Linked DNA regions of Homo sapiens: regions 2, 3, 4, 5 and 6 are each linked to region 1. Evidence: chromatin contacts called from ENCODE Hi-C or POLR2A ChIA-PET data. All regions are on one chromosome and are shown on one strand. The core of a region is the stretch at or near the end of the contact, and the rest is flanking DNA. Distances in the headings are between cores, read along the strand shown.

What was found. Hi-C counts contacts between places; a loop is a spot of excess contacts on that map. ChIA-PET counts read pairs that join two places held with the same protein, here RNA polymerase II (POLR2A). Pooled maps may share reads with other maps.
Region 2: a pooled map shows a loop between it and region 1 (8-fold over the local background). The contact joins the promoter of SLC43A2 here to the promoter of ABR-AS1 in region 1. A Hi-C loop is called at or near these places in 1 of 37 single-sample maps with no recorded cell type and 4 of 50 pooled maps. POLR2A ChIA-PET finds 5 or more read pairs at or near these places in 1 of 52 experiments (activated CD4-positive, alpha-beta T cell).
Region 3: a loop to region 1 is called in a map with no recorded cell type, with 11 times the contacts of the local background. The contact joins the promoter of PITPNA here to the promoter of ABR-AS1 in region 1. A Hi-C loop is called at or near these places in 2 of 37 single-sample maps with no recorded cell type and 4 of 50 pooled maps.
Region 4: a loop to region 1 is called in a pooled map, with 4 times the contacts of the local background. The contact joins the promoter of MYO1C here to the promoter of ABR-AS1 in region 1. A Hi-C loop is called at or near these places in 1 of 168 maps with a recorded cell type or tissue (B cell), 9 of 37 single-sample maps with no recorded cell type and 5 of 50 pooled maps. POLR2A ChIA-PET finds 5 or more read pairs at or near these places in 1 of 52 experiments (activated B cell).
Region 5: a pooled map shows a loop between it and region 1 (3-fold over the local background). The contact joins the enhancer-like site here to the promoter of ABR-AS1 in region 1. A Hi-C loop is called at or near these places in 2 of 168 maps with a recorded cell type or tissue (B cell and ovary), 9 of 37 single-sample maps with no recorded cell type and 5 of 50 pooled maps. POLR2A ChIA-PET finds 5 or more read pairs at or near these places in 2 of 52 experiments (A673 and activated B cell).
Region 6: a loop to region 1 is called in a pooled map, with 4 times the contacts of the local background. The contact joins the promoter of CRK here to the promoter of ABR-AS1 in region 1. A Hi-C loop is called at or near these places in 1 of 168 maps with a recorded cell type or tissue (ovary), 2 of 37 single-sample maps with no recorded cell type and 4 of 50 pooled maps. POLR2A ChIA-PET finds 5 or more read pairs at or near these places in 2 of 52 experiments (A673 and CD8-positive, alpha-beta memory T cell).

What each region holds. Positions count from the first base shown.
Region 1 is chr17:1,179,453-1,183,194 of GRCh38, forward strand. ABR-AS1 (ABR antisense RNA 1) reads left to right here and starts at 2,175. Exons shown (of 3, transcript NR_187271.1): 1 at 2,175-2,476; 2 at 2,815-2,859. ABR (ABR activator of RhoGEF and GTPase) reads right to left here and starts at 529. Exons shown (of 23, transcript NM_021962.5): 1 at 215-529. The coding sequence starts at 275. RefSeq lists an enhancer at 570-1,336.
Region 2 is chr17:1,626,873-1,630,614 of GRCh38, forward strand. It overlaps SLC43A2 (solute carrier family 43 member 2), which reads right to left and starts at 1,962. Exons shown (of 14, transcript NM_152346.3): 1 at 1,922-1,962; 2 at 843-1,048. The coding sequence starts at 1,002. RefSeq lists enhancers at 135-672, 673-1,210.
Region 3 is chr17:1,560,734-1,564,475 of GRCh38, forward strand. It overlaps PITPNA (phosphatidylinositol transfer protein alpha), which reads right to left and starts at 2,059. Exons shown (of 12, transcript NM_006224.4): 1 at 1,808-2,059. The coding sequence starts at 1,827. RefSeq lists enhancers at 1-97, 1,012-1,111, 1,880-2,379 and silencers at 1,222-1,351, 1,832-1,881, 1,952-2,231.
Region 4 is chr17:1,490,677-1,494,418 of GRCh38, forward strand. MYO1C (myosin IC) reads right to left here and starts at 2,010. Exons shown (of 32, transcript NM_001080779.2): 1 at 1,737-2,010. The coding sequence starts at 1,811. It overlaps LOC105371483 (a long non-coding RNA gene), which reads left to right and starts at 2,111. Exons shown (of 2, transcript XR_934145.4): 1 at 2,111-2,949; 2 at 3,274-3,742. RefSeq lists an enhancer at 342-1,061 and silencers at 346-785, 866-1,265.
Region 5 is chr17:1,472,206-1,475,947 of GRCh38, forward strand. MYO1C (myosin IC) reads right to left here. Exons shown (of 32, transcript NM_001080779.2): 15 at 2,733-2,827; 16 at 2,607-2,653; 17 at 2,405-2,485; 18 at 1-23. Among named protein-coding and RNA genes, the nearest start is that of CRK, 18 kb to the left of the region's middle. RefSeq lists a silencer at 1,727-1,816 and enhancers at 2,627-2,756, 2,907-2,976. Within about 2 kb of position 1,771, at least 2 of the 41 ENCODE cell types and tissues checked have a DNase peak (open chromatin) inside an H3K27ac peak, as active enhancers do; they include B cell, where a contact is called at or near this core.
Region 6 is chr17:1,454,445-1,458,186 of GRCh38, forward strand. It overlaps CRK (CRK proto-oncogene, adaptor protein), which reads right to left and starts at 1,788. Exons shown (of 3, transcript NM_016823.4): 1 at 1,433-1,788. The coding sequence starts at 1,673. RefSeq lists an enhancer at 957-1,942 and silencers at 1,207-1,336, 1,447-1,506, 1,597-2,096.

The DNA of each region.
Region 1 (3,742 bases), core at 925-3,424:
ACCAGCCCGGCTCCTGGGTCCCGACCCCGATCCCGATTCCCAACCCGACCCCGATCCGGACCCCGATCTCGCCCCCGCCCGCGCTCCCCGGACCAGCCCGGTGCCTGGGTCCCGATCCCGATCTTGGGGTCCCGATCCCGATCCTGGGGTCCCGATCTCCATCCTGGGGTCCCGATCCCGATCCTGGGGTCCCGCCCCCGCCCGGCACACGTACTGCTGTAGAGGGTGTCGATCCAGGACAGGCGCGGCAGGCCCCGGTGGCTGAGCGGCTCCATCCCGCGGCGGCGGCTCGGTCAGATCCGAAACCCGACCCTCATCGCGCAACAAAGGAGGGAGAGCGGGCGGGAGCCGGGGGAGGCCGAAGTTGCGAGCGCGGAGGGGCGAGGAGGCCGGGAACCAGGTCCCCGGGAGGAGCGCGGGGCGGCCGGGGCAGGGGCGAGGGCGGGGCGGGAGCCCCCAAAACCCTCCCGAACCCTCCCGGCCCCAGCGGCCGCGCCGAGCCCAGCTGCGGATCCCGGAACCGATGAGCAACTTCGCGGGGGGCGGGGCGGGGGTGGGGCTTCGTGGTGGGGCGGGGCTTTGGTGCGGGGGCGGGGCTTTGGTGCGGGGGCGGGGCGGGGAGGGACCAATCGGCTCGAGGCTCCGCCCTCCGCAGGACGCCCCCGGCCGGGCTAAGGGGGCAGCGGGGCTCCGGCGCTGGGCGAGGAGGGGCCGCGGGGGTCTCGGGGGGTCTCCAGGCGGCGGCGCAGACCCAGGTCCCCCTCGTCCCCCCCGCGCCGGGCTCAGCAGGATCCTGGCGATCCGCAAACCAGGTGCCGTGGGGGGCCCGGGAGCCCACAGGGGTGACATCACCTCCCGCCCGGGATCTCCAAGCGCGGCTTCGCGGGCGGGAGCGGCGGCCGGGCCCCTCCCCAGCCAGACCCGCTGCGGGACCCACGGGGTGAACGTCCTGCGCGCCGCGGGACGCGCCTCTCTCCTCCCGAACCTTCCCCCGCTCGTCCCTTTCCACACCCCTGACCTCTGAGCGCGGCCGTTCCCGCCACACATGGAGGGGGGCGGGTGGAGACCCGGGAGGACCGAAGTCACGGGGGCTGTGGGGCCAGGACAGTCCCACATGTGCCCCTCCTGGGCGGAGGACAAACTGGAGCCAGGAGAAGCCCCAAGGGCTCCACGCGTTCCCCTCCAGGACCCCTCCTGGGGACCCCGAGCCGCGGCCTGGAAAGCCCATCGTGTTTGCATCATCACCTAGAAATGGTGGGAAGTCGGGTCAAGAGGCCTGAGAAATGACCGTTTAGAGACGAAATTCCCTCTAAGGAAGACCCCCTCGCCCAAGGGCAGTGAAGAGATTGGGGGCCCCATGCCTGTCTCCTGTGGGCTGATTCTGTGGGAGCCATGGCAGCTTCCCCACAGACCTCTTTGGGCCAAGCGACCCTGGAGCAGGGAAGGACAGGAGGGGAGTCAGGCCAGGGGGGTCCAGGGCAGTGGGGCTGAAGCCCCTTCCTGAACCCAGGGAAAGGGAAGCAGTGGGGCCCACCCAGGGGGCCCGGTACCCCAGATAGTGACATTTCAGATACCGGAGCTGTCTCCACCCCACCCCATCCCCAGGCAGCTTAAGGGGAAAACTTCTGGGAGCCCAGCCCTACAGAGGCCTACCAGGAAGGTTAAGTCAGCCTGGCCTTTGCCGGGGGCAGTGTGGTCGGCACCCGCAGAACGCTGGAGGGGTGTGGGGGTCGGTCCTCATCACTCCAAACAGACACACACACATCTAGTTCTTAAGGGGAGAAGCAGCTCCTCCCCCAGGATGCTGAGAGGAAGCCCCATAAGCTGCTTGGGCAGAGGCCTCTGCAGCTGCCCCAGGGGAGATGGGGGTCACCCACTCATCACAGGCTGGGGAGCCCCTGGGAGACGCACAGGATGATGCTCTGGGTGGGGAAGCCTCTACAGGTGGCTGCAGCAGAAGTGGTTTTCAATATTATTAGCCCGTCCCTGCGTCCCCAGGGCTCCCTCCGCCCCAATCCTCCTGGCTCAGGCACCAGCGCTGTCTCTTGCCGCCCCTCCCTGCAGCTGTCACCCTCCCACCGTCCCTGACTAGCACACAGGATTGGGAGGGCCAAGCAGGCACCTGGAGCTTGGCAGGGAGGGGGCGTGCATCTCCAATGAGACGCTCCAGAAATAGAGCTTCGGCATGGGAAGGGAACGAGCAGGCTCTCGGAGGACCGCGAGGCCGGAGGAGCCATGAGGGGCCAAGGGCATCTCTTCTTCCCACCTGGAACTCTCGGAAGACAGCCCAGGGGAAAGGTGGAAACGGGCGTGAGCTGCCGCCACCAGGAGCCACCAGCCCAGGAGGCAGCAGCACCGTCCCCTCCTCAAAACAACAACAAGCAAGAACGCTCGGGCCCTCTCCCCACACTGTGGGGTTTTCCTGATGGCCACATCCGGCGCTGACTGTGAGGGAGCTATGGATGTATGCTTCTGCGTGAGTCACATACATTTGCGTACATTTTACATTTTTATCTACAAAGGCTTGAACAAGCTATTTTCAGCATCCTCCAAGCTAAAATGTGGCAGTTGCTTTCCTTCGCGTTGCCATAGTTTGCTTTTTTCTGTCTACATTCTGTCCAATCCTGGCACTCTCGGACCCTCCACTCCACAACACGATAGAGGGTAGAGGGAGAGACAAATCTTGAGGGCTCTACAGAGGAAACTTCTGATAACGAACACAGAACACCGACTGTGTGCCCGGCTTAGCGTTTCGTTCACTAGCGTGATCTCACCGTGAATGTCACTGTTATCTCTGTTTTCTCCATTTTCCAGGTCAGAAAACCGAGGCCCTGAGCAGCTGAGTAACCCACTCAGAGGGTAAGTGAGGGCTGGGACTTGAACCCTGGCACTCTGTTCATGCTCTTTTTCTGTTTGTTTGTTTGTTTGTTTTTGAGACAGAGTCTCGCTCTGTCGCCCAGGCTGGAGTGCAGTGGCACAATCTCGGCTCACTGCAAGCTCCGCCTCCCGGGTTCACGCCATTCTCTTGCCTCAGCCTCCCGAGTAGCTGGGACTACAGGCACGTGCCACCACGCCTGGCTAATTTTTGTATTTTTAGTAGAGACGGGGTTTCACCTTGTTAGCCAGGATGATCTTGATCTCCTGACCTCGTGATCCGCCCGCCTCGGCCTCCCAAAGTGCTGGGATTACAGGCGTGAGCCACCGCGCCCGGCCTGTTCATGCTCTTAAACACCACGCATACTGCCTCCACGGCCAGCTAACTGGTGATCACCGGGTGCTGAAGGTCCTGAGAAATCTCTGCGGGTCCATGGGGTTAGAGACCACCCTCTGGGAAACCCTGTCAACCCTCTTCCATCTCCAGACGTCTGTCTCAGACAACGTGTCTCAGGAAAGGGCAGTCACTTCGAGATTCCCTTGATGCCTTTGTTGGATGGCTTCCAGTAGATGTTAACACCACGGCCAGATGCTAACCTTGGCCACAGAGACAAGTGTGTGAGCCTTTGAGCACCACAGTGATTTGGGTGGGAACAGAAACCTCCGCATCCCTGGCACTGAGGAGTTGGGGAGATCCAACGTCACGCGCTGGGAAGGAAGGAGTTAAAGAGTCCTTCTCCTCCGGGCTTTGCCAAAGGTGATGCTACCCTGAAGTGCTCTAACCCCAGCGATCAACCCCAATCTGTCAGAGGAGCGGGGAGCTGTGGCAGACAGACCTTCCTGATTCAGCTAAATGTGGACCGGGTGG
Region 2 (3,742 bases), core at 712-3,211, 450 kb after region 1:
GGCTAGAGGCTGGGGGCTGCTGTGGCCCTCCTGTGGGGCTGAATTTACTGCCCTGTAGTCATCAGGACCCTCCAACAGGGTATGAAGGTGTGAAGGTAAGTGTGTGTTGGGTGGTGCAGATGTCATGTAGAGAAGCATCCTCAGCCTGCCTTCAGCAATTCCAGTGACAAGGCAAAGAGGAGAGAACAACCCTAGCATCATTTCCATAAACGTTCCTTTCTTCTCTTCCCCTTCATCCCCATGGGGTTGGAAAGCCACGGAGATGTCCTCAGAGCCCGTGGGGGAAATGTCCTTTGGAGAATCATAAGGCAGCAAAAATAGACAAGAAATTGTGTCCAGCAAGCACTTAGGAGACTCCACAATGGCCTGAGGAACGTCTAGATTCTAGATGAGCCCTCCCTGGGGTGGAGGCAAGGCCACTTCCTCTCCTGCTGCACCCCAGCCCCTTAATCTGGAGTTCCTCTTTCTCACAAGCAGACAGCAACATGTTTACTACCAGCCAAGCTATGTTCCAGGGCTGGGAGGAGAGGAGAGCAGTCCAGCACTGTTCGTAGCGGGTGGAAGGAACACCCTGGACAGCAGGTGGGGTTCTGGGTGGATGGCAGGCCCAGGCTCTGCGGCCTTGCGCAAGACAGATCGCTCTGAGCCTCGATGTCTTCGTCCACAAAACAGGGGCAATGACAAGTACCCGGCAGGGCTGGGTGAGGATCAGATGGGCCTTCTGATACCCTAGAGGCACTGGGCAATGCGGTGCTGTGGCTCGCTAGGTCTTCGCCCCCATCCCGCCCCCTCCCAAAGCCCCAGCTCCAGGAGCCCCCCGCAACCCCAGGCGCTTGTCTCACCTGGCTCGGTACACAGGTAGGAGTAAAAGCCCTCTGACTTGAGCATGATGAGCAGCGAGCCCCAGCCCAGGAGGACTGCCGAGAAGAGGAGGTTCTCCAGCACGGCCGTGCAGGCCATCCACCAGCGGCGCCGATGGGCAGTGGCCAGGGTGGGCGCCATGGTGCGGCGCGGCGCGGCTCCGGCTCCGGCTCCGGCTCTGCACCACCTGCGCACAGAACTCGGCGTCAGCGGCCGGCCCTTGCCCAGCCCCTGCGGCCGCCCCCAGCAGCCCCGACCGCTGCCGCAGGGCTCGGGATTGCCACCCCTCCCCGGCCGCGGCGGCCGGTGCGCGCAGCAGAGGAAGCGAACCCCAGCCCTGCCCGGACCTGGGACACCCCGAGCCCGCGGCCGGCTCGTACCGCTGCCCTCCGCTACGACAGAGCCGCCCCGGCCAGGCAGGGAGACGTCTCCCGCAGCTCACTCCGAGGTAAACTGAGGCATGGAGGCAAGAAGGGGCTAACGCATGCTCAGGGCCGTGGAACTAGTCCTGGCCTGCAGCAGGACTGACATCGCCTGGGGCCAGCATGGAACGCAGCGTGAGGTGGGCAGGGGCAGATCCGAGGGCTGCCTCTCCCAGGGACCCTGACAGGTGCCCTCCCGCCCGCGCCCGAGACCCTTCCCCAGAGCTGGTTTCTTCAACCACAAGATCAGCGCCCAGACCTACGGAACGGCCCGCCCCGGCGCGCTCATTGGCCGGACGGCGCAGGAACTGCCGCGCCATTGGCCGCCGTCTAGGTCGCTAGGCGCTGCGGCCACGCGAACCCAGCGTGGGAGACGAGGAGCCGGTTCAAACCGGTGGCGCGAGCCAGCCGCGCGACCCCCATCTCGGGCGTTCCCCCGGCAACTCGCCCGTTTCCATGGCCTCGGACCCCCGCGCCTCCATTCCCCAGCCCGCATCTGTTCGTCATCTCTTCCCTGGCGGCCCCTCATCGCTCCATCTCTCTCCTCGTTCCCACGTTTTCTCCCTACGCCCCTTCGGCGGCCGCTTCTGCCCCCGCGCCCTCGCCCCGGCCGCGATCCCCTCCCTGCTGCAGCTCACCCGGCTCCTCCGGCGTGTGTCGGGCCCGCCCGGCGCCTTTTCTGCCCTCTTTTATTCCAGCCCTTTTATTCCGACCCCAAGAAGAAAACACTGCCGCCCGCTGATTGGCTGAGCGGGGCTGGAAACAGGCGTCGACCAATCAGCAGCCAGCCCCCCGCCCGCCCCGCCGCGAGCAGAAGCCGGTTCCGGCCGGACTCGGAGACAAACAAGAGAGATGGGGGACGGGAGGGGCCTGGGCGCTGCGGGCCGGGCCTCGGCTTTGCAGCCTTCAACCCGAGTCACAGCGCGGCCGGGAATCCCCGGCGACATCGCCCCGCGGCCTCTCCAGCGGCCTGACCCTGCGAGGCTGGGGCTCCGGCTCCGCGTCCCGGCCCCCAGCGGACTCCCCCCAGAAGCCGCCGGGCCACCAGCGCCCCCAGCCGGGCTCTCCCGCGGCCGCCCCGCCGTCCCCAGCTGCCCCCTGCGCGCGGGTCACCACGCCCAGATGCGCCGGCTCCGCACGGTGGTTCCACTCTCGAATCCCCACCCCGCCTCCTCCCCACGCAGCGCCGCCGTCCCCGCCGCCTCGGGCTTTGGGTCCTGGTTCCTCGCTCCCCCGCCCCGGTGGTTCCCGTCCCGGCGTATTCGGGGCCTGGGATCCCGGACCCGGTCCAGCCGTGGCGCCCCCCGCTGATGCACCGACCCCTTCCCCTCTCCCCGGTGGCGTCTGCCCGGTCCCTGGAAGTTGGCCCTTGGAAATCTGCAAGGGGATTTGGGGCTGGTCTGTCCCGTCCTAGGATGGGGTCTCCTGAGCTCCCCCCATCAGACTGACCTTTCTCCGCCCGTGTTCACGCACTGCTCGGTCCTCCGGGGACCCTCCACCCTTGATCGTCATCTGGGTGCTCCCTGCCCGCGCTGGCCACCTTCACCCCGTTCCCCGTCCCTTTCAGGGAAGGTCCCCTCTGCAGGGCGATGCTACGGGCCACGTCCGCCAGCTGGTACAAGCTAGGGAGGGTTCGAGGGGGCTCCGGGTCCCCGTCTGATAAGCCCGGGCTCCGAAAGCTCAGCTCCCCGTCTTCGTCCCCCGGATTCGAGGCACTAACCCGACCCGGGAAGACCCTCTGACTGCCCCAGAATCGCCTTGGTCACCCTGGCTCGCTCCGGGGGGCTGGCTTAGCACCCCAGGGCTGCCGCGCGGTGTCCACGTCTGGAATCCCAGCGGTTTGGGAGGCTAAGGTCGGAGGGCCACTTGGGGACAGGAGTTTGAGACCAGCCTGGGCAGCATGGCGAGAACCATCTCTACCAAAATAAAAACCAAAAATAAAACCCCACCACCACCCCAGGGCTGTGGGAGCCCCAAACGCCTCTTGCTCCACCTGCCCCAGTCCGAGTGTGCCCCCTACTGTCTAGAATCCGCCCGGGCCACCTGGCGAGGGCAACCTCCCCCAGACAACGCTTGGAGCTGTCAGCCTGCTGGGGGGCGGCTCCAGCTGGTAGCCTACCCGGTTCCTCACCCTGTGGAACCCTTCCCACTCCCAAGGTTTCAACTGCCATCTGAAAAATCTCTTTCTTCACCCTTCCCTCCTCTTTGAGCAGCCTGACGGCGCTGCAGGGCTCAAACATGCCTCAAATATCCCCCAGAACTGTCCTCCACATTTTCTCTCAGATAACCATACTACTACTGTCTACTGAAGTTAGATACCAAGAACCCTGTCTTTTTTCTTTTTCTTTTTTTTTTTTTTTTTTTGAGACAGGATCTCAGGCACCCAGACTGCTGGAGTGTGGTGGCATGATCATAGCTCACTGCAGCCTCGACCTCCTGGGCTTAGGTGATCCTCCTGC
Region 3 (3,742 bases), core at 809-3,308, 380 kb after region 1:
CCACGTTCTCCTGTTGGCATCGTAAAGTTCTTCCTCCTCACCAGGAAAAGCTCCGAGCCCTGGCTGAATTAACATCAGACTGGATGTCAAGAAACAGAGGGGATGAGGCCTCAAAATAATGCTCTTCAGATGAGGTGTTTAGCTGGGATGACATGTGGGTCTCAGCTCCCTCTGTTACCCAAACTCCACTCTATGTCCTAAATGTCCTAAGCACCTCCAAGGAGCCAGCCTGGTGGGGATGGTCAAAGTGCGATCGCTGACAAAGTGGCAAGAGCTCTCTGCACACCTGCCTGGCTGCCTCACAAGTTGCTCTCTGTTTGACCATCTCCCACTCCTGGGGCTTCTGGCCCTCCCTCCAGGAAAGCAGTTTCACTGTAAATTCTGTGCACACACGCACACGCACACACACACACACACCCATCCTATCTCTCCTCTTTGGGGAGAAAAATGTCCTGTGATGCTTACTTGGAACCCTGAGCTTCAACGATGGCTCATCTTGTACTTGAAAGATTTAGCACACCAAACATCTCCACCTGTCCCCCAGTCCCCTGGATTTCAGGAGCAAACCCGTCATCCTGCAACTCCTTCCAGAAGTCACCAGTTTCCCACGCACCCCTCTTCACTACTCAAGAGCTCCCCACCCCTTCCACCATCTCTCCTCAGTTCACGGCTCCATGGACCCCTCAATTCCTCAAAGAATTTCCCCATCTCTTTGCACCAAGACTGAGAATCCCCTAGAAACAAGCTGGCCCTGCCCTGGTCTCCCCCATCTCCAACGGCAGGTATACTCATCCCAACATACTCTCTTTCCGGACCAGCCTCGACCCCGGTAACTTCCCGGCCTTCTCCACTTCGGACCCTACCCAACATTTTCTGGCCTCCTCGCCCAAGTCTCCCCACGTCCCAAGCAGTCATCCCAAGCTTGTTCCAAAAGCCTCCTCTTCCGCACCAGCTGCTTGGGCACCACGGTTACTCCGGCCCGCATCTCAGCCCCCTCTGCATGTCCTCAGACCCTTCACCTGTCTCCCCAGCCAGGCCCTGACTTCCTAGTCCTCCTCCTGTGTCCACTTACCACCACCCCTCACCCGATGCCTAAGGCGGCCACTCCTCCCCATCCCCATCCCAACTCCATCGCGGAGCCTCTGACCCATCCACCCGGCTCTCCGTGTGAACTGTTCGGCCCTCCACCTTTCCCCACCGCCGGGAGGCCCTGCCTGCCCCGGTGCGCCTCTTCCTCGGCCGCCGCGGGGCCTCTCAGCGCCGCCTGCAGTCCCGGCTGAGCCCGCGCCCTCGGCCCGCGCAGAGCGACCCCACAGCACTCCCAGCGCTCGGCGTCCCCTCGGCCTCCCCCAGTCCCGGGCCAGCTCTCCCTGCCCTGACCCCGTCTCGGGCCTGGCCTCGCCCTCGCTGTCCCCGGCCTCTCCTCGGGTCCACTTGGGCCTCCGAGGCCCCCGGGGCGCCTGAGGAGCCGTCCGCCCGGGTTGTCCCTCCGTGCCCGTGGGCCCCTCCATGCCCCGGCTGCCCGTCCATGCCCCGTGGGCCCCGGCTCAGATGCCGAACGCCCCGGCTGCCCCTCCACGCCCCGGCCGCCCCTCCACGCCCCGGCCGCCCCTCCGTGCCCCGTGGGCCCCGCCTCACGTGCCGCCCGCCCCGGATCCCCTCCATCCCCGCTGGGCCCGCCTCAGGCACCCTCCGTCCCTGCTGCCCCTCCGTCCATCCGGGCCCTGCGTCCCTCGCCGCGCCGTCGCCCCGGCGGCCGTCCCCACCCTCCCTCCTCCCCGCTTCCGCACGGCCGCCGGACACTCACTACTCCTTGAGCAGCACCATGTCGCTTCGCGGCTCGGTGGCTGCCCGCGGCCCGCCCGGCCTCCCGCCCGCTGCCCGCCGGCCGCTCTCCCCGTGGCCCGGCCCGGCCCGGCTGCCTGTGCGTCTTCGTCGTGCTCTGCTCCGTCCCCGCCGCCCTCGCCGCGGTCGCCGCGCCGGCTCCTGCCGCCCGGGCCTCGTCGCCTCTCGCGCCGCTGCCGACGCCGCCCGGAGCTCCGGTTCCGCAGCGCCGCGCGGGGGCGGGGCGTCTCTGCGGCAACCAGAGCGTCACACGCCGCGGTGCGCGCTGACGTCACGCGGGGCCGAGCCTTCCCAGGCCCGCCCTCCCGTCCTTAAGTGGGCCGCGGCGGCGCTGTCGGTTCCGAGGTGGGGCCCCGCGGCTGGGGCCAGACCCGGCAGAAGGCGGAGCAGACTAGGGTGTCCGTCACCGTCCTCGGTGTGAACCGCCACGGATGCACGCGGGTGCTGGCTGGGGGGCCTCCCCGGTTGAGGGAATTGAGACCCAGGAAAAGGTTGTTTCAAAAAATATTAATAGCCGCGCGCGGTGGCCCACGCCTGTAATCCTTGCACCTTGGGAGGCCGAGGCGGGCGGATCACCTGAGGTCAGGAGTTCGAGACCAGCCTGGCCAACATGATGAAACCCCGTCTCTACTAAAAATACAAAAATTAGCTGGGCGTGGAGGCACGCACCTGTAATCCCAGCTACACGGGAGGCTGAGGCGGGAGAATCGCTTGTACCGGGAGGCAGAGTTTGCAGTGAGCCGAGATCGCGATCGCGCCATTGCACTCCAGCCTGGGGGACAAGAGTGAAACTTCGTCTCAAAAAAAAAAAAAAGAAAAGAAAAGGGCTGTGAGGCCGGGCGCGGTGGCTCCTGGCAGTAATCCCAGGCACATCATGCCTGTAATGCAGCACTCAGGCGGGCGCATCACCTGAGGTCAGGAGTTCCAGACCAGATGGCGAAACCCCATCTCTACTAAAAGTACAAAAATTAGCCGGGCGTGGTGGTGGACGTGGTGGTGGTAGTCCCAGCTGCTCGGGAGGATGAGGCAGGAGAATCGCTTGAACCCTGGAGGCGGAGGTTGCAGTGAGCCGAGATCGCACCATTGCACTCCAGCTGGGGCGACAGAGCGAGACTCTGCATCAAAAAAAAAAAAAAAAAAAAGAATGAAAAGGGCTGTGAGAAATGAGACACAGGCTTAGCGGCATTACACGGAGGGGCACCTAATTGAGCGTCAGGGATGTAGTCAGGGAAGGCTTCCTGGAGGAAGAGATTCTCAGATCTGCAGAGGGCTTCGGAGAAGAGCATAGCAGGCAGAGTGAATGCAAAGGCTGGAGGCAAGAGGGAGAGCATGGTGCATTTGGAGAACTGACAAGTGAGTGGAACAGAACATTTCAGGGCTGAGCAGCTCAATAGGGGAGGGTTCCTGGTGAACGATGATAAGGTATTTGGAGTCCACCCTAAGGGCGGTGGGAGGGCATGTAAGGGCTCTGAGCAGTGACATGAGCGGGTGTCCTGGGCGAAGGCTCACTCTAGTGGTTGGGTGGACAGAGGGGATGGAATGCCAGAGCGTAGGCAGGGAGACCGGCGAGGAGGCTGCTGCAGATGTCCAGGTGCAGGTGGACTAGGACAGTGGGAGGGAAGAAAAGGAAGGGATGGATTCAGGAGCAACTCAGAAGGTAAACTCCGTGAGACTTGTTGACTCATTGGCTGAGAGGAGGAGAGAAAAGCAGCGAGGTCTCTGGCCTGGGAGCCGGGGTGGACGGTACTGTCTTCTCTGAGAACACAGGCAAGACAGGCTGGCATGGGGGCAGGTAATGACTCCAGTGCTGGACTCACACTCAGCGCAGGACGCTAGAGGGGCATCCAGGGGAGATGGGAGTGGGCTGCCTAAGACAGGGACTTGGGAAGGGAGGGTG
Region 4 (3,742 bases), core at 760-3,259, 310 kb after region 1:
CTCCATATGCCAGGCCCATGATTCACACTCACTGCTGCTTACCAGGACCCTGCCTATGAACTCCCGAGACCCCCCTGCTGTCCCCAGTTTACCCCACTGCTCCTGCATTCCGATGTGCCAGATGGCCCGCTCCAGTCCCCTCTCCCCCCACCCCTCCCCCCAGGAGGGGGCCTTCGCACCGTCGCCAGCCAGTCCAAGCTTCAGTGCCTGCACCTGCGGCTTCCCCAGCCCGGGGCACTCTCCCTGCCCACCTCACTGAGACTCGGCTCAGGTGTCACCTCCTCCAGAACCCCTTCCTGATTCTCCCAAACACGCAGCGCCTCCTTATCGCACCCCGCAGGAATCAGCTGTTTCCTTGTCAGTCCCTCCCAGGAGACGGCTCCCACTCCCTACACGCAGCGAGGCACACGGTGGGGCTCAGTCACCCCTTCCCGGACCCCTGGATGAATGAATGAATCTCAGAGCCAGGCGTGTGCGCGGGAGGCCGGAGCGTGAGGACTGAGGGCCGCGTGGCCATCCTCCTTCTCCGGCCACCCCGGAGCCCCCCGCCCGTCACACTCGGGGCGCGCTGGGCCCCAGGGGCGGAGAACGGGAAGGGGCGGGTTTAGGCGGCTTCTCCGGAACCCAGAGGCGGAGCAGGGCTGCGGGCGGGGCCCGAAGGGCGCGCAGGGTCCTGGGTCCTGCAGCCCAGGCCGCTCTTCCCCGCCTCCCGCTCCCCGCAGGTAAATCTAAGTCTCCACCAGGCTGCGCCGGCGCCTCCGGGTCGTGGGACCCCCCCCCCCCGCACGGGTCCACGCGGCCGTTCTTCGGCCCCAGCGATCCCCGGCCGTGACCCCTGCCTCGTGCACGGCGGCTCCCGGCCCGGCCGCCCGCTCCCCACACCCGCCCCCCGCGGCCGCCGTCCCCGCGCCCCGAGTACCCACCGGCGTGGCTCTTCCGGCGCGGGCGGGGCCGGGCTGGGCGGCGTGGCGGGCTTGGGGATCCGCGGCCCGGGCGCACTCTCCCCGCCCAGGGCCCGCCGGGGGCCGGGCCGCAGCCTGTCGTCATCCCGGGCAGGGCCGCGCACCCTCCGGCCCCGCCCCGCCCCGCCTCAGCCCCGGCCGCGTCCGCGAAGCCTCGGTGCGTGCGGCCCCCGCCTCGGCCCGTTCCCGGGGCCACAGCGAACACGCGCGCGCCCCTCCGGCCGAAGACCCGGCTCCCCGCCGCGCTGCTGGGGGCGTGGGGGCGCCCGACTTTCTCCCTCCTCCGGGCCCTTTGCATCTCCAGCCCCTTCCTGCGGGCCGGGCCAGGGCCGCGCTCCCCCGTTTCTACCCACCCGTGACCCTTCACCCACCTCCCACACCGTCCTTCTGTTCTGAGTCTTGGGCGGTCCCAGCCCTGCGGACTGGAGAGGAGCGGGGCGTTGACTGAGCCTGGAGCTTCCATGCCCTGGTCCTTCGACCTCACAGCAGCCGGCACTTGCCTTTTGTGCCCAGTATTCACGGTTCTGCCCACTGAGGTTCGGGAAGCCGGGGAAGAGTCAAGCCCAGACCTCCACTTCCAAAAATCCTGCTGCTAGTGGCCCTTGCATCCTTACTCTTCCACTCACCCCGTCTTGTTCAGTCTGTTCTGGCCCCGCCAAGGATCGGAACCCCTCCCCGCTGCTCAGCTCTTGCCCGAGGGCTCGCCTGAGAGGGGCTGCCCGGCCTTGGGGAGACGCTCCCACCCTCCTCCCAGCCCAGAGCATCCCAGCTTACAAGCTTGCAGGGCCTGTGGGGATGAACCACGCGGATGATCTCCCCGGTGGGTACCAGCTCCACTTGCAGCGCCATTCCGCCCTGCGGAGAGCCAGCGGCCTGGGCACCGCGGCCTGTGAGCAAGAGCTGCCTGCCCACTGGCGGGCTCCGACCACTCCGGGACCAGGAACCTACGGTCTAACGCCGGGATGGCCACTTGGTTCTGCTTCAACTGCAGCCCCAGGGGATGTGGCTGGTCCAGCTCCTCAGGACACGGCTGGAGCCGTCCAGGTCTGACTGGGAGGCCTCTTGGCCCGGATGGTTGGAGCAGGAAGAGGAGGGGCTGGGGATGGAGGAAATGCCTGTTGTCCCAGGTAACCAGAGGAGCCGATGCAGCCACCCATGGGGGACCCTGGGCTCCAGGTCAAAGGCTAGGACGCCTTTCCCCTTCCCCCCATCCCCACGGCAGCTCTATGGCTGGGCCCCTCCTCCTGCCCACTCTCTGGTACCACCTAGAGAGCACGGGGCCCACTCCCCAAACCAGACGGCATGCCCTCCCCTAGGCCAAGAGGACCCGTTAGTAGGCACTGGCTTTCCTGCACATCCCCTCAACGGGGCTGCCCCCCACAGCAGGTGAGCCCCCACCATGAGTTTGAGAGACCAGGGCTGCTGGGGCCTGGTCATGCAGGGCCCGGACAGGGGGCTGTCCCGCTGTGAGGAAGCTCTTGGCTTACCCTCCTCTGAGCCTCAGAGCTTGTGAGGTTAGTTCCTGGGTTCCCTGGGTGTGGGCAACCTCTAGCCCTGTTCATCCCTTGCGTTTCAACAGTACCCCCAGGTGACCCCCACCCCTGATGTTCCTGCTTTTCTATTTTTATTGTTGCTAAATCACAGCTGACACTTTCCTGGCCTGAGACTGAGCCCTCCAGTCTCCAGCCATTCCTTATAGGAAGTAAGAACAGGGAAGTGGATAGGGGAAACAGACCTTTCCAGAGGGAGAGGCTGGCATAGGAAGGGCTGAGTCCCGTGGGTGTGTGCTGGCACCGACAGCCCCATAGGCAGGGGCCTTCCCCCCGGCACCCTTCTCTCTCCCCACAGCTTCCCCCGCCCCGGAAAAGCTAGCAAGCCTTCCTTCCTTCCTCCGGGAAGCACATCTATCCAGAGCAGGCTCATCCCCGGCGGCCACACAATGGCCCTTATCAGCCGTGGAGCCAGGCGTAGACCCAGTGCACACCAGGTCTCACTTATTTCCTGTTTCCACCCAGTGGGTCGGGGTGGACCCAGAACGGCCATATCCTGACTGGGGCCCAGAGGACGGAGAGCACCCCCCATTCCCCTTTCCGCCTCTCAATCACTGCTGGGCTCACCCCTCCCACACAGGAGGCTGGGTGTGTGGCGACCTCAGTTCACCACGGGGGAGGTGAGCATGTGGGGGGACCCCTGGGGTCAAGCCCCGGGGCCGCATTAATCAGAACGGGGAGGCGGGTCTAGTGCGATACACTTTCTGCAATTGTTCTCCCACAGTAATCTTGAGAATAGGGACATCATCTGTATTTTACAGACTACTGAGACCGCTCTGCGGGTGGGTTCAGACCCCATTCCTGTTTCTGGTCCTGTGGGAAACCACAGGTGCCTGGAACTTTGAAGAGACTGTACCACTTCTCTGAGCCTTGGCTTTCCCATCTGCCCAATGAAGGGTGCCATGCAGTAACCCTCGTGATGGCTGTGCATGTGAGAAGGAACAGGTGGGCAAGTGAGGGCTTTGGAGGTCCCTAGGTATATGTGTTGGGGGCAGGGATAGGTTACCATGGGGGAAAACTCAGCAAGAAGGGGCTGAGGAGAAGTGGGGCAGAAAGAGAAGATGGTGGCATTCTGGACTGGTTAACGCAGGCAGAAGGCTCAACACCAGGGTATGCAGAGCAGCGGGTCAGGAGGGATGAACAAGAGCTCATTTGACTTAACAGAGTACATTAAGCGGCCACCGGCATAGATGGCATGCTCCACCTGGTTAGGGCCCCAGAGGCTCACCA
Region 5 (3,742 bases), core at 521-3,020, 290 kb after region 1:
CTCATCTTGAACTGGGTGGCGACCTGGCGAGCCAAGAGGCATGGGAGGTTGGCCGGAGCTGGGCTAAAGCTGCTGACCCCAGCAGCGAGTACCCCACTCCCCTGGCTGGTGACGCGCGCAGCAGCCTCTGATTCTGCCTGGTCCTTACTCCTCCCACCACAGCTTCCTCGCAGCAGAGGAGGGGGCCAGACTCCACCCCTTACCCCTCTGGCTGGGCGAGAGACCTCAGTCTACGAGCCTCACTCCAGCCTAAAACTCCTGCTCAGGTCTCCCAGCAACCTCAGTGCTACACCTCCCTTTAGTGGCCCTTCTTTTTCTTTCTAGAACTTCAGGGCTGCGTTCCTAAACAGCATGTCCCATGCTACGCATTCAGCTAGTATCTGGGTATGCTGCTCTGCGGGACCTGGAAGGATCTCAGGCCTGGCGGAGGAGCACGCTCCTTGGCAAAGACTCACAATCCCGGTGTTCCGAGAGTAGCAGGTGTATGCCTGTGGGTTCTGAGAGCCCCACAAAGGGACAATTCATCCAGTCTGAGGGTTAGGGGGCACCAGGTGACGTCTTCTGGAAATGACGCTCTGCTGAGCTTTAAAGGATAAGGAGGAGGGGCGGGTGAAGTGGCTACAGGGAAGGACTGAGGGGGAGCTGCTAAGTACTCCGGCAAGATCCAGTGGCTGGACAAGGGAGACAAGGAGAGAAAAGAACGAGGGGGCCGGAGCCGGGCGCGGTGGCTCACGCCTGTCATCCCAGCACTTTGGGAGGCCGAGGCGGGCGGATCACCTGAGGTCAGGAGTTTAAGACTAGCCTGGCCAACATGGTGAAACCCCATCTCTACAAAAATAAAAAAATTAGCCGGGCACGATGGCGGGTACCTGTAATCCCAGCTACTCGTGAGTGTGAAGTGGGAGAATGGCGTGAGCCCAGGAGGCAGAGGTTGCAGTGAGCCGAGATCGCGCCACTGCACTCCAGCCTGGGTGACAGAGCGAGACTCCGTCTCAAAAACAAAAACAAAAACAAAAAAGGGGATGACACCCAGGTTTCTGGCCTGGGGGACTGGGTCAAAGAAGGAGAAAGCCTGGAGGGGCAGACCAAGGGCCCGTTTGTTATAGACCAGTGGGATCTAGGGTGCCCTGGGGCCACCTAGGGGAAGAGGATGAGATACACGAGTCTGTGGCTTGCTGGAGAGGCCTGGGCGGGAGGGTGTGTAGGCATCCTCAGCAGGGAGACGCTAGGGCCGGGAGGATGTGGTGCTTCGGGAGAGGGTGGGGTGGACGGCAGCAGCGGGCAGGGGCACAGTGAGCCACACCCTGGGCAGCATGTCGCCTGCATGCCCTCCCTGCCAGGCAGTCTGGCTTCCACCTCCCTATGGACTCACTGACCTCACTCTTCTGGGGCTCCCCTGACCCTCTTTTTGCCAAGCCCAACAGCCGTACCTCCGCCTTCAGCTCGCTGGAGCCCTCCCTGCATCTGGCACCCTGGCCATGCCTGCCTTTCCCCCGGTCCTTCTCCTTGATGCCATCGCTTTCCTGCTCACCTCATGGCCTTTTTAGACTCTCTGTGTCTGGACTGGGCCCTCACTATAGGTTCATCTGACATTCCCAAGTCATCTCCAATGCTTCCTCCTCCAGGGAGCCTCCCCAACCCCTCACCCCTTCCGCCCCGTCAGGCCGTTTGCTGTTCCCTCTTCTAAGTTTGCAAAGCACCCTGTGCACATGTTGCTGCAGGCACACCCACTCATTGTGGTACCTCAGTGCCTGGCAGTGTCTGCTATAAATGTCTGCTGAGTGGGTAGACACATGACAGCAACCGCACAGAGGCAGCTGTCAACATATGGGCACCCACAGAGACAGACGTACACAAGGATTCCCCTACAGACACAGCCCACACTGAAGACACACGACTCCACTATAGACACAGCACACACACACAAGTAGGCAAACAGGGACAGGCGTGGTGGCTCACACCGGTAATCCTAACACTTTGGGAGGCCGAGGCAGGTGGATCACCCGAGGTCAGGAGTTTGAGACCAGCCAGGCCAACATGGTGAAACCCCATCTCTACTTAAAATACAAAAAATTAGCCGGGCATGGTGGCAGGCGCCTGTAATCCCAGCTACTCAGGAGACTGAGGCAGGAGAATCGCTTGAACCAGGGAGGTGGAGGTTGCAGTGAGCCCAGATTGCGCCACTGCACTCCAGCCTGGGCAACAGAGCGAGACCCTGTCTCAAAAAAAAAAAAAAAAAAAAAAAGTAGGCAAAGAGGCACCTAAGGCAGCCCCCTACAGACACCTGCAGATGTGCACGGGCTCACACGCGTTCACACGCACGCTGCCAGCTCCCAGGCTCACACAGGCCCTCATGCACACTCAGGCGCATGCACCCCTGCGCCCGGTCCCGCCACCTCCTCACCGTCTCTGGCCGCTTCTTGTCACTGAGCTCGCTCCGGTCAAAGCACTGGCTCATAATGGGATTCTTTGAGCTACACATGGTCTGTGTGGGCAGAGCCGGGGTCAGGGTGGGGCACAGGGACAGGCAGGACAGGCTCCTGGACACAGGTGCAGAGCTGTGGGCTATCCCCACCCCCACCCCGGCCTCCCCACGTCCTCCTCACCTCCTTAAGGTTCCGGAAGAGAAGGTCATTGTTTTTGTCCAGAAACCCTGGGAGGGGAGAACCGACGTGAGGTGAGACAGAGCCTCCCCGCAGGCCCCTGTGGGGACACAGCCCCAGGATCCTCACCGGTCACGCTGTAGGTCACCTCCCCCGCATAGTGCAGAAGGCGGAATTCCCCTCGGCCCAGAGATTTCCTGGTCCGCTGGTCAGCCAGCTTGTGCCTGGGGGTGACAGGGAGGAAGCTGCAGATGGCTGCCGGCCTGAGCCAAGCCCTCTGCCTGCTGAAAGGGCCTCAGGAGCAGGAACCAGCTGCCCAGGTGCACCCCAGGCCGGGCACAGTGGCTCACGGCTGTAATCCCAGCAGTTGGGGAGGCCGAGGTGGGTAGATCACAAAGTCAGTACTTCGAGACCAGCTTGGTCAATATGGTGAAACCCCATCTCTACCAAAAATACAAAAATTAGCCAGGCGTGGTGGTGGGCGCCTGTAGTCCCAGCTACTCAGGAGGCTGACAAAGGAGAATCGCTTGAACCTGGGAGGCAGAGGTTGCAGTGAGCCGAGATGGTGCCACTACACTCCAAAAAAAAAAGAGCAGGTGCACCCCCAGGGCTGGGTCACTGAGGCAGGCCAGGCAGGGCCAGTGGCCTCCCTGATCAGAGCGGACCATGGAGGCTCAGAGAGGTAGATGGCCTTGGCCAGGGCCACACAGTGCCAGGACCGGGACCTGGGCCTCCTGACGGCCAGGGTACGCTGCAGGGAGGGAAACTCTCGTTGCTTCGGCCGCTGCGGGCTCTGCTCAGAAGGGGTGGTGAGCTGCGCACTACTTTTCAGAATGGAATCTGCTGCCCCAAGAGAGCACTTAAGTCTTAGGCGTGTTTATACCCTTTCACCCATTTGCTTTTAAGAACTATTTCAAGCAGCTAACCAGAGACACGGACAAAGATTGAAGGCACGGAGATGTTTGTGGCAGCCTTGTGATTCCAGCAGAAACCTGGGAGGCTGGCCAGGGGCCCCGAAGGGCTGGGTGAGAGAGGGGAGTATCTGTGGGTCAGAACCGCTCCAGGAAGTGTTCTGAGGAAAATGTTGTTTGATGATACGGGAAAATGTGCAGGATATTTACCCTGAGCCTTATACACAA
Region 6 (3,742 bases), core at 538-3,037, 270 kb after region 1:
CAGGAGAATCGCCGTGAGCCGAGATTGCGCCACTGTGCTCCAGCGTGGGTGACAGAGCAAGACTCCGTCTTAGAAAAGAGTAAAATAAAAATTGGTGTGTGTTAACAAAGAGACTGCCTATCCAATTCTCTATTTCTGGCCGGAGCGAGTAAATCTAAATTAGAACTATTCTACAAGGGCAAGTCTACAAAGGACGGCTCAAGAGCTTCCTGATTCATATGAGACTAGTCTGAACCCATTCTCAGCTGGCCAAGAAGAAACTGCTTCGACTTGGCAACAGCGTGAAGGCACGAGGACTCCTGATGCTGTTACACAGGTACACATACAATGAGAACCCCAGAATTACTTTGTACCTCACAAATCTCCAGTACTAAGGGCATCTATCTATTCCCTTAAAACAGTCCCAAATCAACTCCAACGGCATCGGTAAGACAGTCAATCTCAGGGATCCCTCCCTGGCAAGGAAAACCCAGCGCAGGTAATTTATGTTCTTGGCGTAGAGTCTGTTCCCAATATCCAGGAAGACTCAGCCCGCAGCCCCATCTTACTGAGCAAGGTGACGCCCTGAAGTACACACCGACAATGTTTAAGTCCAAGGAAAATGAAGTTCCAGTCACTTACAGGGAAGGGTCTGTTTCCATTGCCTCACTTCTGGTTTATTTTGTGGAATAAAATGTCTTTCCTCCACTAAACACTTTGAAAACCAGAACTCTCTAACGGCGGACAGTCTTCTGGACGCTTAGATCTCTTGCACATAGCCAGGCATCGCCTTAAACTGGGTTGGGCTGGTCACTGAAGGCTTTCTGCTACCACTATTTCTTCTAGCACTTAGTTCACCACCTTCGTCCTCCACGGGGGAAGAGAACGGTACAAAGATTTTGGAAAAATGCCCAAGAAAGGAAAAAATTGACCGGTTTCCTGAGGGTGTCTCCATCCCTCCCGGCCAGTATGTGGTGACTTCCTACCAAAGGCCACCAGGGGAGCACGGCCAAACCCGGCTCTCCAACACGGCAGGAAACGTTTCCAGCCTAAAAGCCACTTGTAGGATTATCGGATTCATTCTGGGCGCCGCTGCCAAGTGATGCCCCCGCAGTGCCAACATCTCCCTCAGCTCTTTGTCCCCACGTTGCCTTGCCCTGCCCTACCCTTGCGCCTGGCCCGGGAGCCAGCCCCACCCTGGGGCCGAAGCAGTTCCCCTTCCCCGCGGCTGCCCTCCCCAGGCACACCCCGGGGCCTCGGTCCGCGGCTCCTCCTCCCCCACACTCCTGCTCCCCGGGTGAGAGCGAGCCCGAGCAGCCGGCGGGCCCCTGCCACGGTCACCCAGCCCTCTGCCCACGACCCCCGAGGGTCCGCTCTCGAGGACCAGCCAGCCAGGCTGGGAGTTCCGCGGCCCTCACCCCGCCCAGGGCCCGCCGTCCCGTCAGTCCCTCACCGGGCGGAGGCTGGGCGGGCGACGGTGGCACCGGCGGGCGCGGGCCGCTGCTGTTGATGATGTAGTGGGAGACGCGCGAGTTCTCTGAGACGCTGAGCACATAGTCCCCGGGGCTGGTGCTCGAGTCCCGCACCAGGAACACCCCGTGCCGCTGGCCCTGCAGCAGCGCCACCGCCTCCTGCCGACTCAACCTCCCCCAGTACCAGCTACTCCGCTCCTCCGAGTCGAAGTTGCCCGCCATGGCTGCCTCCGCGCCTAAACGCTGGGGTGCCGCCGCCGCGCGCGCCCCTCCGGCCCCCGGCGCCCGCCGCCCAGCGGACCGGCTCCGGTTTCAGCTTCACAGCAGCGCCCGAAATGGCGGCGGCAGCCGCGGGCCTCCCCCTCCGGAAATGACGCGCTCCCTGCCCGAGGGAGGCTGCCGGGAAGGGGCCCGCGGCCCGCCATTGGGAGAAGGGCAAGGCGCCCTCGCGCGCGCACTGCGCATGCGGATTCATGGGCGGTGCCGCCCTTCCCGGGCCCGGGCTGCGGGGGATGGGAGGCGGGGTCTAGGGCCCGAGGGGCGGGGCCTCGCAGCCTCCCGCAGAGACGCGCGCCTGCGCTGCGGACAGAGCGGTGCTTCTCGTCTGGGCCCCGGTTCCTGGACGACCTGGGACTTCTAGGCAGCGACTCCCAGACAGAATTGGAGGAGAAAAGATGCGTGTGGCCCTGGGGCCTGAGTTCTCGGCCAGGCTTCCTGCGATATCAGTCTGTTTCTTTTTTCTTTTTCTTTTTGAGACGGAGTCTTGTTCTGTCGCCCACGCTGGAGTGCAATGGCGCGATCTCGGCTCACTGCTCCCGGGTTCAAGCGATTCTCCTGCGTCAGCCTCCCGAGTAGCTGAGACTACAGGCGTGAGCCACCGCGCCCGGCTGTTTTTTGTATTTTTAGTAGAGACGGGGGTTTCACCATGTCGGCCAGGATGGTCTCAATCTCCTGACCTCAGGTGATCCGCCCGCCTCGGCCTCCCAAAGTGCTGGGATTACAGGCGAGAAACATCGCGCCCGGCCACGTCGGTCCGTTTCTGCTCGTTCCTCTAGCTTCTCCACAGACCAGCTGACGTTCTCATTTTCATTGATTCACCTAGGACATTGTTGTTGACACTCCACTTGCACTGCGGGTGCAAAGGTTATCATGGCTGGGCCCTGCACTCCTCGAACTCACAGACCAGTGAGAGGAACCAGGAAACTGGATGACAAAAGGATGACAAATGCTGACAAACGCTATCATGGGAAACGGACATGAACACAGAGCAGAGCCCCCACAGCCAGTCTATGGAGTAATCCAGGAGGGCTTCCCAGAGGAGGCAGCATGTGTTGACTGCTGAATGACAAATGGGGAAGGACATTCTTTCTTTTTTTTTTTTTTTTTTTTTTGAGATGGAGTCTCGCTCTGTCGCCCAGGCTGGAGTGCCTGGGCGTGATCTCGGCTCACTGCAAGCTCCGCCTCCCGGGTTCACGCCATTCTCCTGCCTCAGCCTCCCGAGTTGCTGGGACTGCAGGCACCCGCCACCACGCCCGGCTAACTTTTTGTATTTTTAGTAGAGATGGGGTTTCACCGTGTTAGCCAGGCTGGTCTCGATCTCCTGACCTTGAGATCCGCCCACCTCGGCCTCCCAAAGTGCTGGGATTACAGGCGTGAGCCACCGCACTCGGCGGGGAAGGACATTCAAAGCAAAGGGAGCAGAGTGTACCAAGCCACGTGAAGTACAGAGTTCTCTTCTCTTTTGAGGCTTTGGGGTCACCTGCCCAGATAATTCTAAACACTAAATTGTAGCCAGGGGCATCTCCTACTCTCACTGCCCTCATGATTGCCTCTGGACTGTGTTCCTACGAGTGTCGTGCTCGCTGGTGCTCTTTCGTCTGGCTGCCCCTAATCGCACTGCAAACAACTCCCACTGAGTTTTCTAAAATACAGATCTGGCCGGGCGCCGTGGCTCATGCCTGTAATCCCAACACTTTGGGAGGCTGTGGCTGGCAGATCACCTGAGGTCAGAAGTTCGAGACCGGGCTGACCAATATGGTGAAGCCCGGTCTCTACTAAAAATACAAAAATTAGCCAGGTGTGTTAGCGGGCGCCTGTAATCCCAGCTACTCAGGAGGATGAGGCAGGAGAATCGCTTGAACCCAGGAGGCGGAGGTTGCAGTGAGCCGAAATCATGCCACTGCACTCCAGCCTGGGTGACAGAGGGAGATCCTGTCTCAAAAATATATATATATGTATACAAATCTGAATGTGTTGCTACCTTGTGTAAAACTTTTAACAGTCTTCAGGTG